Regions from separate parts of the Mus musculus genome. Here region 1 is linked to region 2. Evidence: chromatin loops called from intact Hi-C (ENCODE). Cell type or tissue: left cerebral cortex. All regions are shown on one strand. Links, peaks and the distances in the headings refer to the core of each region. The heading gives the core; the rest is flanking DNA. Region 1 holds the start of Tmem138 (transmembrane protein 138). Region 2 holds the start of Sdhaf2 (succinate dehydrogenase complex assembly factor 2).

Evidence for each region. Hi-C counts contacts between places; a loop is a spot of excess contacts. Peaks named below come from ENCODE experiments on the same cell type or tissue, not always from the same donor. Only the 100,000 strongest peaks of a DNase experiment are listed, where the experiment ranks them.
Region 1: it touches region 2 in a loop (4-fold over the local background); 3 of 42 quality-filtered maps call a loop at or near these places.

Annotation. Positions count from the first base shown.
Region 1 is chr19:10,574,280-10,580,872 of GRCm38, forward strand. Tmem138 (transmembrane protein 138) reads right to left here and starts at 3,107. Exons shown (of 5, transcript NM_028411.4): 1 at 2,805-3,107; 2 at 961-1,232; 3 at 558-729. The coding sequence starts at 1,088. Cyb561a3 (cytochrome b561 family, member A3) reads left to right here and starts at 2,878. Exons shown (of 8, transcript NM_201351.2): 1 at 2,878-3,804; 2 at 4,703-4,795; 3 at 6,184-6,283. In left cerebral cortex, for the core only: a CTCF peak has its summit at 3,181; DNase peaks (open chromatin) are centred at 2,877, 3,127 and 3,693; H3K4me3 peaks cover 1,978 bases; H3K27ac peaks cover 1,265 bases.
Region 2 is chr19:10,522,835-10,529,427 of GRCm38, forward strand. Sdhaf2 (succinate dehydrogenase complex assembly factor 2) reads right to left here and starts at 2,375. Exons shown (of 4, transcript NM_025333.4): 1 at 2,225-2,375. The coding sequence starts at 2,260. Cpsf7 (cleavage and polyadenylation specific factor 7) reads left to right here and starts at 2,410. Exons shown (of 10, transcript NM_172302.3): 1 at 2,410-2,493; 2 at 3,118-3,226. The coding sequence starts at 3,173. In left cerebral cortex, for the core only: a CTCF peak has its summit at 3,330; DNase peaks (open chromatin) are centred at 2,329, 2,691, 2,917 and 3,304; H3K4me3 peaks cover 2,025 bases; H3K27ac peaks cover 1,445 bases.

The DNA.
Region 1 (6,593 bases), core at 1,956-4,455, 51 kb after region 2:
TGGAGCCAAATCCAGGTCCTCTGCAAGAGCAGCAAGTGCTCCTAACCGATGAGCCATCTTCCAGCCCTTCATACTCATCTTGGCCTCAAGGTTCTCGCTACTGAACTCACATGTAGCCCAGGGTGAACTTATCATGGTCCTCAGAGAACTAAGATTACAGGTAGATGCTACCACATTTTGTAAGATCGTCTTAAGACACATTTTACACTATAGTCCAGGATGACCTAGAACTTAACTGTGTAGATCCAGCATGACCTTGAATTTATCTTAATTCTCCTGCCTTGGCCTGTTAGGTGCTAGAATTGCTTGTGTTAGTCCCCATGCCCAGCCACTTGTAGCTCTTTAAAGATGTGAAAGGGCCAGTGAGAAAGCTCAGTGGTTGGGGGCATTTGCTGCCAGGCCTGATAATCTCTAGAACCTGCAGGGTGGAAGGAAAGACTCCTGCAAGTTATCCTTTGACACCTGTACTCTATGCACCTACACACAGACATAACATATTAGCTATGTGTCTTTTTTTTTAAGTTAAATATGTAGAAATTCAGAGCTTTCATTCTTACCATGACCCAGACATGTAGGGAGATGCTGAGGGCAAGGTACACAGATGTCAGAATGATGGTCCCTTTGAACTTATGGAAAAGGAGGTTGACCAGGCCAGCCTGGAAGACGAAGGTGTTGAAGAACATGAGGAAAATTATGATGATGTTGAAGAGGATTGCAATATCCTGGATGCTGTAGACACATAAAACAAAGTATAGCCAAGTGGGGGCTGTATGAGGACTTAGGAGGTGGCCCTAAGTGCTAAGGGGAATCAAGAGATCTGTTCTCTATGATACTGTCACCCCAAACCCTCAGACAGCATAGATGTCTAAACACACCAATAACCTTAAAATGCTCAACTGTGACAGTCAGGACCTTCACACTCTTTGGAGTCAGCTTTTCAGGCCTGCCTCTTATACTCACATGAACAGCACAAGCTGGATAACAGGAGCCATTCGGAGTAGCTCTGAGAAGGAGTTGACGAACAGGTCATAGGACAGCAACAGGAACTGCAGGGAGAGCACCAGGCTGTAGTTACCGGTCTGGAGCATCTTCTGCCTGATTTGTGGGACTCCCAAGGGTACATTCCACAGTTCCGAAGAAAATGACTACTGGTTTTCTCTCTGCCCAGAACTCCAGGAGAGATGTTTAGTTTTTCCAAATCGGAGCTGTTTCCTTGGCTCTAATGCAAGGACCTGTTTGGAGGGGAAAGAGGTAAGAAAGGGAGGAAGGGCAAGGAAGGCAATATTAGAAGTCTAGCAATAAACATTGGTATGCAAAACACCATTCTAGGTGATCAGGGTATATTAGTTAAAACCAATTATCAAAACAAAAACCCAGCTAAAGCCAGGCATAGTGGCACACACCTATAATCACAATATTCAGGAACCTAAAACAGGAGGATTAAGAGTCTGAGGCCAGCTTGGGTTATGAGAGCCAAGATTCTTCACCAAACAAGACAAACCCAAACCCATCCCAACTCCACCCCACTGCACCATAACTTGTCATTCATTCTAGAGACTCATTAACAGCAAATTTTTCTCCATGTCTGGATCCTTCTTAATGCATGGCGCTTTTTTTTTTTTTTTTGGAACCAGATCTTGCTATGTAGCCCAAGCTCATCTTAACTTCTTGATCCTCCTGCCCTGATCCTCAGGGTAAACCCTGAGAGCCTGTTCTACAGGAATTTACCCACACCTGACAAATACACAACTCTAACCAAGAATATTTAGGGTTACTACAGAGCAGTGACAGCCTGGTCACATAATAGTAGTAATGGTAGTAAATAAAACCCTTATATATTTCATGCAACACTCTAGGAACTGTTTCAATCACAGATGTTATTAAAATCTTATAATAACCTCATAAGGTAGAAAATCAATTCTTATTTCCCTCAATTCCTAGATGAGAAAACTGAGGCTCAGCAAAGGTAACTAATTAGACCAAGATTCCACAGCTGGTAGGTGGCAGAGTGGTATTCTAAGAGGCACTATACAACCAGCCTATTTCATAATTTATAGAGTGCTATCTAAGTAGGTGAGAAATATGTCCTCATAGAAATGGACAGTGTCACATACAGAAGGAGTTGAGAAGACAAAGTACTCTCCTAGAGGAACTTTATAAAGGTTATGACAGAAACACTGAGGCAGCAAGTGAGGGGAGCATATTTATAACTTTACTTGATCCCTGGACTTGAAAAGCAGCCATTTTAGTGCATATAACCCTCATTTTGCAAAGGTTCTGAGGGGTCCGGAACCCGTCCACCTTCCGCGGTGGAAAAGCCCCGTGGTTTTCTTTTCTTTTCTTTCTCTCTCTCTCTCTCTCTCTCTCTCTCTCTCTCTCTTTAAATATATGAATGTAACTTCTCTGGGCTTGAGTTTTCACACAATATCTCTCTAGGTACCAGCGCCATGATAATCTTGTTAACCAAGAGAATTTACTTTAATCCTCATAACAATCTGCAAGGTAGGAAAGAATTATCCCCTGGCTATAGGCAAGGACGCATAAATAGAGTCATTTCCTCCAGCTCGCAAATGAGTAGAGTCAAACGCACCACTTGGTAAGGCTCTACCAAGGGCATCCGTTAGGCAGAAACGCCCCTCGCTCTGGCTACGCGGTCGAGCACCCTCCAGTTTAACACGGTTTTCCTCACCAGTCCCAATCCGCTCACAGACCGAAAGGCCTCGGCAAAAGACTCATAGCAAAAGCAATAGCAACACAAAATTCTGACTTCCAGCCACTCTATGATCCCCAGCATCTACACGCACCTCAAGGAACCGACGTCGGTTGTCATGGGAACACTCGCTCGGCTTCCGGAAGCTGGCTTTAAATTCCGGAAGTAGATTGCTAATTGCCCGCCATGTTAGGGTCTTTGCTTTCTCAGGCTCTCCCTGTGACCGGTTCTTCTATCTTGCCTCGCTGAGGGCCGACCCTAGCGTGAGGTTGTTAACCCCAGCATTTCACCTGTCTCTGGACGGGGTCTGTGGTTAGAGACAAGGCTGATAGGACGCAGCGCTCCTAGGAATCGGACCGCTCAGGAACGCGCCCCTTAGCTTGCAAACCCCATTTCCCAGACGCCCCAGCTCACCCCCGGAAGTGGCCGAGCCTATAAAAATCTCACTTAGCGCCCTCTGTAGCGGATGCCGTGGTCTGCAGACTTGCTGGAAAGTCAGTTCTCCGAGGTTCAAGAGGAGCCTAGGGAGTGGCAGCTCTCGCTGACCGGCGGGTCCCAGAGACCTGCCCCCAAGGTGTCCCACTGTGTGGCTAAGGGTGGGATAGAACCCGGGCTGGGAGAGCCGGGTTATGGGTTCCAGTGGTGGTTCCGCCGCTTCCTTGCTTCGCTCTGTCTTACCTCGGCGTTCAGCCTATTTTTCCTCGTAAGAATTGGACACTTTTCCGTGCCCCTTCCATACCGCAGGTGGTGTTCGTAGAGGCTCTCACGCTTTTCAAAAGGCGTCTCATCTAAGACTTGCTAGAACCAACCTGACTAAAGGAGTCACCGTCATACCCCCCTTGCACCTGGAGTAAATCTGACTGTCCGAAGGACGAAGGACCGGTCTGTGAGCACTTGTGCTAAGGTGGACTTTATTCACACTCCTGAGTGGAATATTATTTGTCACTCACTCCTGAGTCCTGCCGTTTGGAGGGGCTGCCTTTGGAAATGAGTTCTGGGAACTGAACACAGGAACTGGGTGCCTGTACCAGGCTTGCCATTTGCCTGACCGAGTTACTCTTCTTTGGATCCCGGCGCTGCAGTACTTTTGAATTGTAAGATGCAGGTTTATAGGATTTGCACTCTAAATCTGGTCCCCAGAATTCTTAGTGTCCCTCCGTCTTTGAGGAGGAAACAACTAACTCTGCCCTTTGGTCTTTTTGTTTGTAGCTCTAACTTCTAAAAGTAACTGTGTTTGGAGTACAGCCTTTTCCTGAGAGTAATGGAAGGTTCACTTCTTAACCCAGGGACTGATTCTGTTTTAGCTCAGCCTATGAGAATCCTTTAGCCAGTGAATTGAGGAAAACATTAAATAGAGGTTCGGTACACTTCTTAAATCAAGGTAGATAAACTACACCCCATACATCTAACCCTGAGTGGCTTTTACATATTTAAACTATTGGGGCAGAGGGATCATATTGTGTGAAATGTGAAAATCATGTAAAACTTAGACATCAGTGTCTGTGGTGTTAACGAGGCACAGCCATGCTCATTTGTTGAGATACCCTTCCTGGCTACTCTTATATTACACCAGCCAAGAATGAATATAGTTGTGACAGAGGCTTCAAGCCCAAACAGCCTAAAGAGTCTGTGGACTCCCTCCTTGAGCATGGGGCTCAGCCAAGCAAGGACAGGAGACCCGGCAGTGGTGAGCATGTCTGGTGTCTTAGTACAAACTGCTCTCTCAGTGCAAGTGAGAGCGTAGTCTCAGCCTTTGCCTGCGTTCTTTTCCTTGCTTTTGCTATTTTAGGAAAAGAGAGGGCTTATTTGTGAACTGTAGACAGCAATGTAACTAACTTTCCGGCCTTCTGTCAGAAAAGTGTCCCATCTGTTCTAAGCCTGTGGCAAAGTGCTAGTCCAGGACTTGTAACTGGAGTGATGCGGGTTGGTTTGGAATGTTTTGCCTTTCCTTTTCATCAAATGTGTCTGTATGTGAATGTTATGTGTATGCAGGTTCCTGTGAAGGCCAGAAGTAGGTATTTGGTCCCTTGGAGCTGTGAGCTGATGTAGGTGCTGGGAACTCAGCTGTGGTGTGCTGCAAGACCAGTATGTACTCTCTTAACTTCTTAATGGCCAAGCCTTCCACCCCCACACCCCTGCCTTTATTTTTATTTTTTATTTTTTGGCTAGGGTCTTATTTAGCCTGGGCTTATGCTCAACTACAAACATGTAGCAGAGGTTGGCCTTGAACTTCTGATTCTTCAGCTTTTTACCTCTGGAATGCTGGGATTATAGGCGTGTACCACCACTCCCAGTTTTAAGCTTCAAGATAGAAAATATGTAGAGTTTATTACAAGGTGAAGGTGGGGCACGATCCAGAAATGAAGTAGACAGTGTTCAGAGAGAACATTGTAGAGAACTCACTCTTAAGGGCTGAGAGTGGACTATGGGCAAAGGGACCATTGTCTCCTTTTTCCTTTTGTAAAAAAATAAACTGCAGAAGCCAACGCTGTCAGGTGACTGGAAGAGTGGAGGTTGTGTTAGGCAGTGGACACTTGGTAATCCCAAACCTTTTTTGCTCTTGCATGAATCAAGGAGGCAGCTCTGAGGCTGGGTGATAAACCTCCTAGCCCTCAGCTCTTTCTCAGAGATTGCTACTAACTAGAGTCACCCACGAGAGCCCAGCATCTGCTGCAGGTTGGATGACTATCTGGCATGTCATGAGATGTAATCAAGGCTACTGAGAGGCCTGGGCAGGCATGGGGACAATGAGCTTCAGGGTTTTGTTTGTTGGGGGAGCTGGTCTCACCCGATTCAGCCTCTCAAGTAGCCAGTGGCGTGAATTCCACCTAGCCTAGCTGGCTGGAGGTCTTGTTAGCGGCTAGGATAAAATCCTATAATAGGAGCTAAAGAGATGGCTCAGTGGTTAAGAAAGTTTGCTGCTCCTTCACAGGACCTAGATTTGGTTTCCTGCACTCAAGTTGAGTGGTAAACAGCTGACTGTAACTCTTGACTCCAGAGAACTCAACAACCTTTTCTGTGGATTCCTGCGTATGCATCACTTGGCATACCTTCACACGCGCGCGCGCGCATACACACACACACACTTTCTTTCTCTCAAATACTATAATAGTAACAAGTGTGAAGTTATAATACTTGATTCTCAATAATGTCCTTGCATTTCTCCTGTGATTTTTTTTTTGTTTTGTTCTTTGTGGGTTTTTTTGGTTTTGTTTTGTTTTTTGTTTTGTTTTTTATCTTATAAACTGGATAAGGAAAAAGATCTAAGACCTTGAAGCTAAGTAGACAAGGATTTGAAACTCCTGTGGACTTGCTGGGTGCACAAGTGCATCTGAACTTTCGTTTCCTCGTGTATAGGATTGAGGTGATGGTCCTCAGAGTTACCAAGAGTAGTAAGTGGAACTGTATGCCACTTTCTAGTGCTTAGAGCTGGTGTGAAATTCATAATTTTTATTTCCATGCTTTTCTTTCAGAGGACGAGTCTTGCAGTGTTAAGTGTTTTCCTCAGGGTGCTCAGACGGTGAAAATCAGAGATCAGGCCACCTTTCTGTGAGCCTTCAGCTGAGTCTAAAGGTAAGGATTTGGATAGTATCCCTCCTTAGGCATTACGGGCTATTCTTCCTTTTAGATGGTCCAGAGAGATGGCCCTCAGTATCAAGAAGCCACATTATTACCTTCTTGGTGTATATTTATTGAAGGCAGGGCTGAGTCTTTTCCACTTGCCTGGCTTTTTTTTTTTTTTAAAGTGTGTATATGGTACTGGGAATCTAACTCACGCCTGCCCCCCATCATTGAACTACAAATGTAGCCCCTCACCTGGTTTTAAAGAATAACTTCTTATGACATAAATACTCACCAGAGAAAACCTGAAAGCTGAGTTGGT
Region 2 (6,593 bases), core at 1,945-4,444:
GAGGGATGTTCTTTACTGACTTCCTTACCCTGGCTTGCTTAGCTTGCTTTCTTATAGAACCCAAGACTACTAGCCCAGGGATGGCACCACCCACAATGGGCTCTCCCACTTTCGATCACTAATTGAGAATATGTCTTACAGCTGGATCTCAAGGAGGCATTTCCTCAAGGGAGGCTCCTTTCTCTGTGATAACTCCAGCTTGTGTCAAGTTCGAGTACAGAGAGTATAAGTATCTGTAACTTTAGCAACAATAAGTGCTTTAGAAAGCACAAGCATACGGAGATACTGACTCAACAATTCACAGATCCATTCCCTCTGTGATTAGTTTGGAAAACAAGCTCCTGCTCCCCAGATGACTGCAAAACCAGCTGCACTGAAGCCAATAGGAAAGGCTGTGGACTGCACATGCCACAGCCCTGTCTTTCCCCAAATCCTCAACACACAAGATGATGGGGAGAATGTCCCAGCAACAGGCTTCTATCCAAGAGGGAAAGGTAAGACTGCTGGAACATCATCCAAACAGCTTCTGCTTTGGCTGAGTCTAAGTGCTACAGGTAAGGACACCTTTCTGTAGCTGTGGCAAGCAAAAGTGATGGTTTGTACCAGCAGCATTCACTTGCCATGGTCCCCATCCTGCCTTACTGCAGAATGAAAAGATAACCCACAACCCCCAGCTTTTCCCTGGAGATACAGAGCAGGGGTTGGGGGTGCGGGTGGGGGCATCCACCTGAAACTCCTGCTTCTCAGAGGCTGCCTGTGGAGCTGGCTTTTGTCTCTCTTGTCTCAGAGCAACAACAGGACACAGCCCATTCCAGATGCTGAGGGACCATAGAGACCAAGAGAGCTGCTTAGTTTTGGTGCAGAAGGCCATAGAAGATAAAGCAAGATAAAATCTAGTATTGTTTACAAGCCTCTTCCCCGAGGCTCGAGGAAGAGTTGAATGTATGGTTAATGTTCTAGAACATGGGGGTTGGCATTGCCGAAGGGACTGGTTGGTTTCTGTTTTGAACAACTTGCAACACTAACCAGCATACTCTAAGAAGTCCAGTAGCCACTGAGAATAAGAGAGCAGAGCAACCAGCTGGTCATGGTGCCTCATGACTGTAATCCACGCACTTGAGAGGCTAGATCAGAACTACTATGAAGCTGAGGAGTTTTAGTACCTAAAAAACAGGGTAGCAAGGAAGGAGGAGGGAACACTGAACAACTTAAAAGAGTGTTAACAAAACTACAGCATTGCAGAAACACCGACACACTTAAAACACCCTCCTCTGGCCTTCATGGGCACCTACACACATAGTATGCATAAACTCACAAAGGCAGATAAACACATGTACATACTTTTTTAGTCTAAAAAAAAGAATAAGAAAAGAAAATGCGATTGCCTAGCAGGCAAGGCTCTGGGTTTGGTGCTTAGCACAAACAACAAAATTGTCATATGTGATATAAAGAATATTACATAGTATTAAGGAGTTAGCAGTAAAGTATAATAATCATAAATATATGTGGATCTAATAGAGCACTCAAATATATGGAAGAGACACTTGACAGAACTGGTGGGGGAACACAACAGATTTTAATGCCACATTTTAATAAGGAATAGAATATATAGATGTCGGAATCAATACTAGACAACCAGAACAATACTAATTTAAGAATATTTAACTGAGATATACAGGCATTCCACACAAGAGATCATACATTCCTCTCAAATGTACAGATAATTATGCCCAGGAGATCACAAGTTGTCAAAAAACATGTCTTGATAAGTTTAAGATAAACCATACCAACTAGCTTTCAACACTACTGGAATAAAAACGGAAAATTCTCAAACATTTAAAACCAAGATGAGACAGGAGAATTACGAATTTGAGGCCAGCCTGAGTAACAAATTAAAACCGGCTTTTAAAAGGGAGACGGGGGAAGAAGCTCAAGAAAAGCTAGGAGGCTTTCGGGGGAGGTTCGGTAACTGTTCCTGGTATGCGTTGAGTCTCACACGGTGACTGGCCACCTAACCACATATTACCCAGTATTCTCACTCGAGCACACCGTGGGCTCAGGAAAGAATGGAAAATTCCCTGCATGATCGGCTCCAGCCTGCGCCTCGCCTTGAGGGGACCATTCCCTGGTCTGTGGGGTAGGTGAACTCTCCCTACAGTCTCCACGGCACAGAGGAGGACGAAACAGTCTTAGCTGCAGCCCGCCCCGAACCCGGCTCTCTCACCCGCGCCAGCGTCGGGATCAAGGTGACCACCGCCATCTCTCTCTTATAGCACAGTAAGCTGGCAACCGGGCCACTTCCGGGAATTCCGGGCGGTCGATCTGAGGACTTCAGCGGAGGTGGACCCCAAGCCGGAAGGCGCAACCGAGCGTATGGCGGAAGTAGCGGTGCGTGTGACGCCGCCGGTGGGGGGGGGGCGGGACCTGGGGCGGAGAGCGGTTCGCGCGCTTCGGGCCTAGTCGGGACTCTCCGCGGCCGCCGCCATATTCCCGGTAACGGGGGCGCGCGGCCCGGGGCCGGCGGGGCCGGAAGGAGGGCGGGGGCCGGCGCCGCGGAAGGGAGGGGGTCGGTTGGGGTGGCGGCGGCGGAAGACAGCGGGTGGAGGGAAGCGCGGGCCTCTGAGGGAGGGGCTGAGGTCCTGGAGCTGTGGGAGGGAGCAGGGCAGGCCTAGCCTAGGGCGAGGACAGGGCCCCGTTGGTGTGGAGGCGGCGGGAGCTTCCGGGCCCGCGGGGGCTCCGGCTTGGGACGCCCCCTGGGCCTAGCAGGTGCGACGGGCTGAGCTTGCGGCGTTCGCCGCGGTGGTTCACAGCGCGGCCTGAGGGCCCTCTCAGGAGTCGAGGCCCGGACTTGGCGGTGGCGCCATAGGCAACTACGGGCGCCGACTCGGAGCACCTCGGGTCGGGCCCGCGGGTGATGGGCAGCGAGCTCCGCGAGCCCGAGCGGCCTGGGAGAGCTGGGGGCGGCGCGAGGCTGGGGGCGGGGCAGAGCGGGTGGGGCCAGGCTCCCGGCCGCCGGGATGCTGCGTCTTGGGAGACTAGAGCTTGTTGACCCTTGCCCTCCTCCCAGCCTGGGACCCTTGTGCCTTAAAATTTTTTACCCTTTTCTGAATACCGTAGTGGCATCTTTCTTACTTTGTCGGTTCTCCGGGCTCGAGAGCGTATTTCCGGAGCCATGTCAGAAGGAGTGGATTTGATTGATATATACGCTGATGAAGAGTTCAATCAGGTGAGAGGAATTAGCAGCAGTTTTGGGGTTTCTTCCATCAATCTACTGGCAGTGGTTTCTCTCTCAGCTCAAAATAATTCCCTGTAATATCGAAGCGTTTCCCCCTAGCGGTGGCTTTGAAGACGACTGACCATTCCTCTTTAGGTTAATTTGAACCTCCAGGCTTCAATTTTAAAGGGCTTGCTTTAAGAGCAAATAAAAACCCAAGTGTAATAGTATGGTGAATCAGCCTGTGGAATTCTTTCCCCAAGTCATTTCAAAGTTGAATGACTAACCATAATTAAAAATGAAAATTACATTTGTTGTAGTACTGCGGAGATAATTTCGATGCTTGTTACTTTGCTGTTCTCTCAACTTGTGGCTCGAGCATGTTGGTCCCTCCCCCTGCTTGGTCCCCTCCCAATGGTGTACCATGAAATTACTTTAAAAGCCACAGTATACCAACTGCTTTAAAGGTGGAATTCCAGTGCCACTCCAAGTGTTTCAGTCTTTTTAAATAGCTTGACTGTCCTTTTTGAGAAGTCTCTGGGCATCCATTCGTATGGATGGAAGGAAGAAAGGTAAAAACCATTGAATAAACTAGTTTAAAGGCAAGTCAAGGACTCAGTCATCCTAGTTTGAATGTGTGTTTTAACATTTAAGTATCCCGTAAGATAGTAATCTGTGAGGTTGAGTTCTTCAATCTTGAGGTCAAAACTCAACAGAAAGTTTCTATTTAAAATTTTTATCTTACCTGGGTTCTTTTTAGTACTGTTATTGTTGAGCTAGCTGGTTCTTGTCATTGGTGTGTTCCAGTGGGTACACAGAAGGACCTGGAAAGAATGGGCTAGAATGCCTAGGTGGTAGCCTGACTTTGACAGGCAACAAAAGAGGCTCATATGTCCCATTATTGTATTTTAAATTTTGTGTGTGTGCCTGGTTTGTAGGTGCCCAAAGAGCCTAGTGGTATGGGTCCAATGGAGCTGGTGTTACAGGTGGTTGTGAACCACCTGATATAGATTCTAGTAACCAGACTCAGGTCCTCTGGACAAAGTGTTCTTAGCTACTGAGCCCTCTCTGCAGTCTTGCTTTCCTGAGTTTTATGTGTTTATTTGAGTCATACTTTTGTCGTTTGAAGTTTATGGCTTTTTGTTTAACAAGACTCTCTTAGTTCTGTATTACTGAAAGATAGCCCCAATTCTGAATCTATGTCATTGACTAGTACTGTAACTAATTCACTTCAGAGAATAGACAGTTGTTGACCACGGGCCATATTTGATCTAAAAACAAAAAAGGAATAAATGGTTTATAACTTAGGGGTCATAGACAAGACACAGTTCTTGTCCAGTGGACACGGCTTTGTCAAGGTACACATTATTACCCTCAGTAATTTGTTTATTAATTAACTTTTTTAAAAAAGGACTTTCTGATCTAAAGCCAAAATTAGTATGTGGACATTTATACCAAGCAGGCAATGTTGATATGGGGAAAACTGAAGCAAGTATCAACTTTGAATGTTTTACGTTCTAAAAGTTGAGAAAGGAGACCTCATCCCCATAAGTTCATTTTTGGCAAAGCTGGTTTTAGTGCAATCTGGAAGTTGCTAAATTGTTTAAAAAGTCTGGGTAGAGTTGTTAAAAGTTGGCTTAGATGGAAGTCAGCCTGTATGAATTGGGTTTTTGAATGTCTTAGAAGACAGTTACTGATTTGTCCCAAGGTAGCCCAGCATACAACTCCCTCAAGAGCACTGTGGTCCCTAAGGAAAATGAGCACATTTACTATGTGGAGCCCTGTTCTGTTTGCTTCTGAACTCTGGCAGCATGTACTGCAAAAACCTTGTGCAGGGTAACTTCATTGCTGTTACAGATTCGTGCTGCTCAGTTAGGCAAGGGGGACTGAGAACTGCTGCTCTCCTGAGTTCTCTGTCTGTTCCTTCTCATGCTAAGATAGGCTTTATAAGTATGCCTGCTTCTCTATCAGGAAGGATTTGAACTCCTCTAGGATTACTACTGCCAGAGCTAGTGAGGTGTTGGGAGAGACTGAGTCCCTGTGCTGGACAGTAGGTGCCATTTGGAGTGGTTAGAAGTAAAAGTGATAGTAGCTAGGTATGATGACATGCATCCGGAATCCCAGTGCTTTTGGAGACTGGGCCAGGATTGCTACAAATTGGAGGCCAGCTTGGCTACAATGTCAAACTGTCAGAAACACACACAACAACAATGTACTGTAACAGTGCAGAATAGTGGGCAAAGGTTGGGGGGTGGGGGGAGAGATACTGAGAACTGTGGAGATGCATGAGGCCCAGAGTTGATGTGGCCTTCTAAAAATCAAAGAAAAGGTAATCAAGAGCTGGTGAGATGGCTCAGTGGGTTAGAGCACCCGACTGCTCTTCTGAAGGTCCAGAGTTCAAATCCCAGCAACCACATGGTGGCTCACAACCATCCGTAACGAGATCTGACTCGCTCTTCTGGAGTGTCTGAAGACAGCTACAGTGTATTTACATATAATAAATAAATCTTTAAAAAAAAAGTAATCAACAATCAAGATGGTTCTACTGAGAAAACTATATCCAAGTTAGTTACTTCATTGGGTCAGATACTGAGAAGGAGCTATAAGGTAGGAAAATTGAACATACTGGAGGGCAAAATCAAACTTGCTACTAGGAAGTTTCATGATATAACATAGTAGCTTTTTGTATGTATCCTTGACAACAAAATTCTTACTGAAATATTTAATTCAATATTGAATACATATTTTCAATTTAAACTTAACAAAAATTTTAGCATTGCCACCTATAAAATATGGGTGTGTATTTGATTTTTGCTTTGTTTGTGGGATAGGTCCGTTTTTGTTTGTTTAGGGTTTTTGGGTTTGTTGTTGTTGTTGTTGTTGTTTTATTTAATCTTTTTTACAGTCCAGTTGGCTAAGACAAGGTTTCTTTCTCTCTAGCCCTGGTTATCTTGGAACTCACTGTAGAGTAGGCTGGCCTCAAACTCAGATCTACCTGCCTTTGCCTCCTAAGTACTGGCATTGAAGCCATATGCCACCATATACAGCTACTGCTAGCTTTTTTAGGTTCCATGGCTTGAATAGACCATTGAAACTTGGAACTCATTGGGTTTTCTTTCTGAAGTGGTAATCTACACAAACAAGGTCCTATAGGATTGATCCTTTTTTGTTCTTTCAGTTTTTCAGAGAGCCCGTTGATTGCCTTTAAGCTAACAGTATGAAAAGGTTCCCACTGATGTGTTTGCTCCCCAAGTTGAAGTCTTCATACTGGTTCACTGACCTTTTTATTTTATTTTTTTTTTTTTTAGCTAGCCAGATCTCAGTGATGACTTTTGCCTTATAAAACTTAGATACATCTTTGAATCGCAGATACTACATA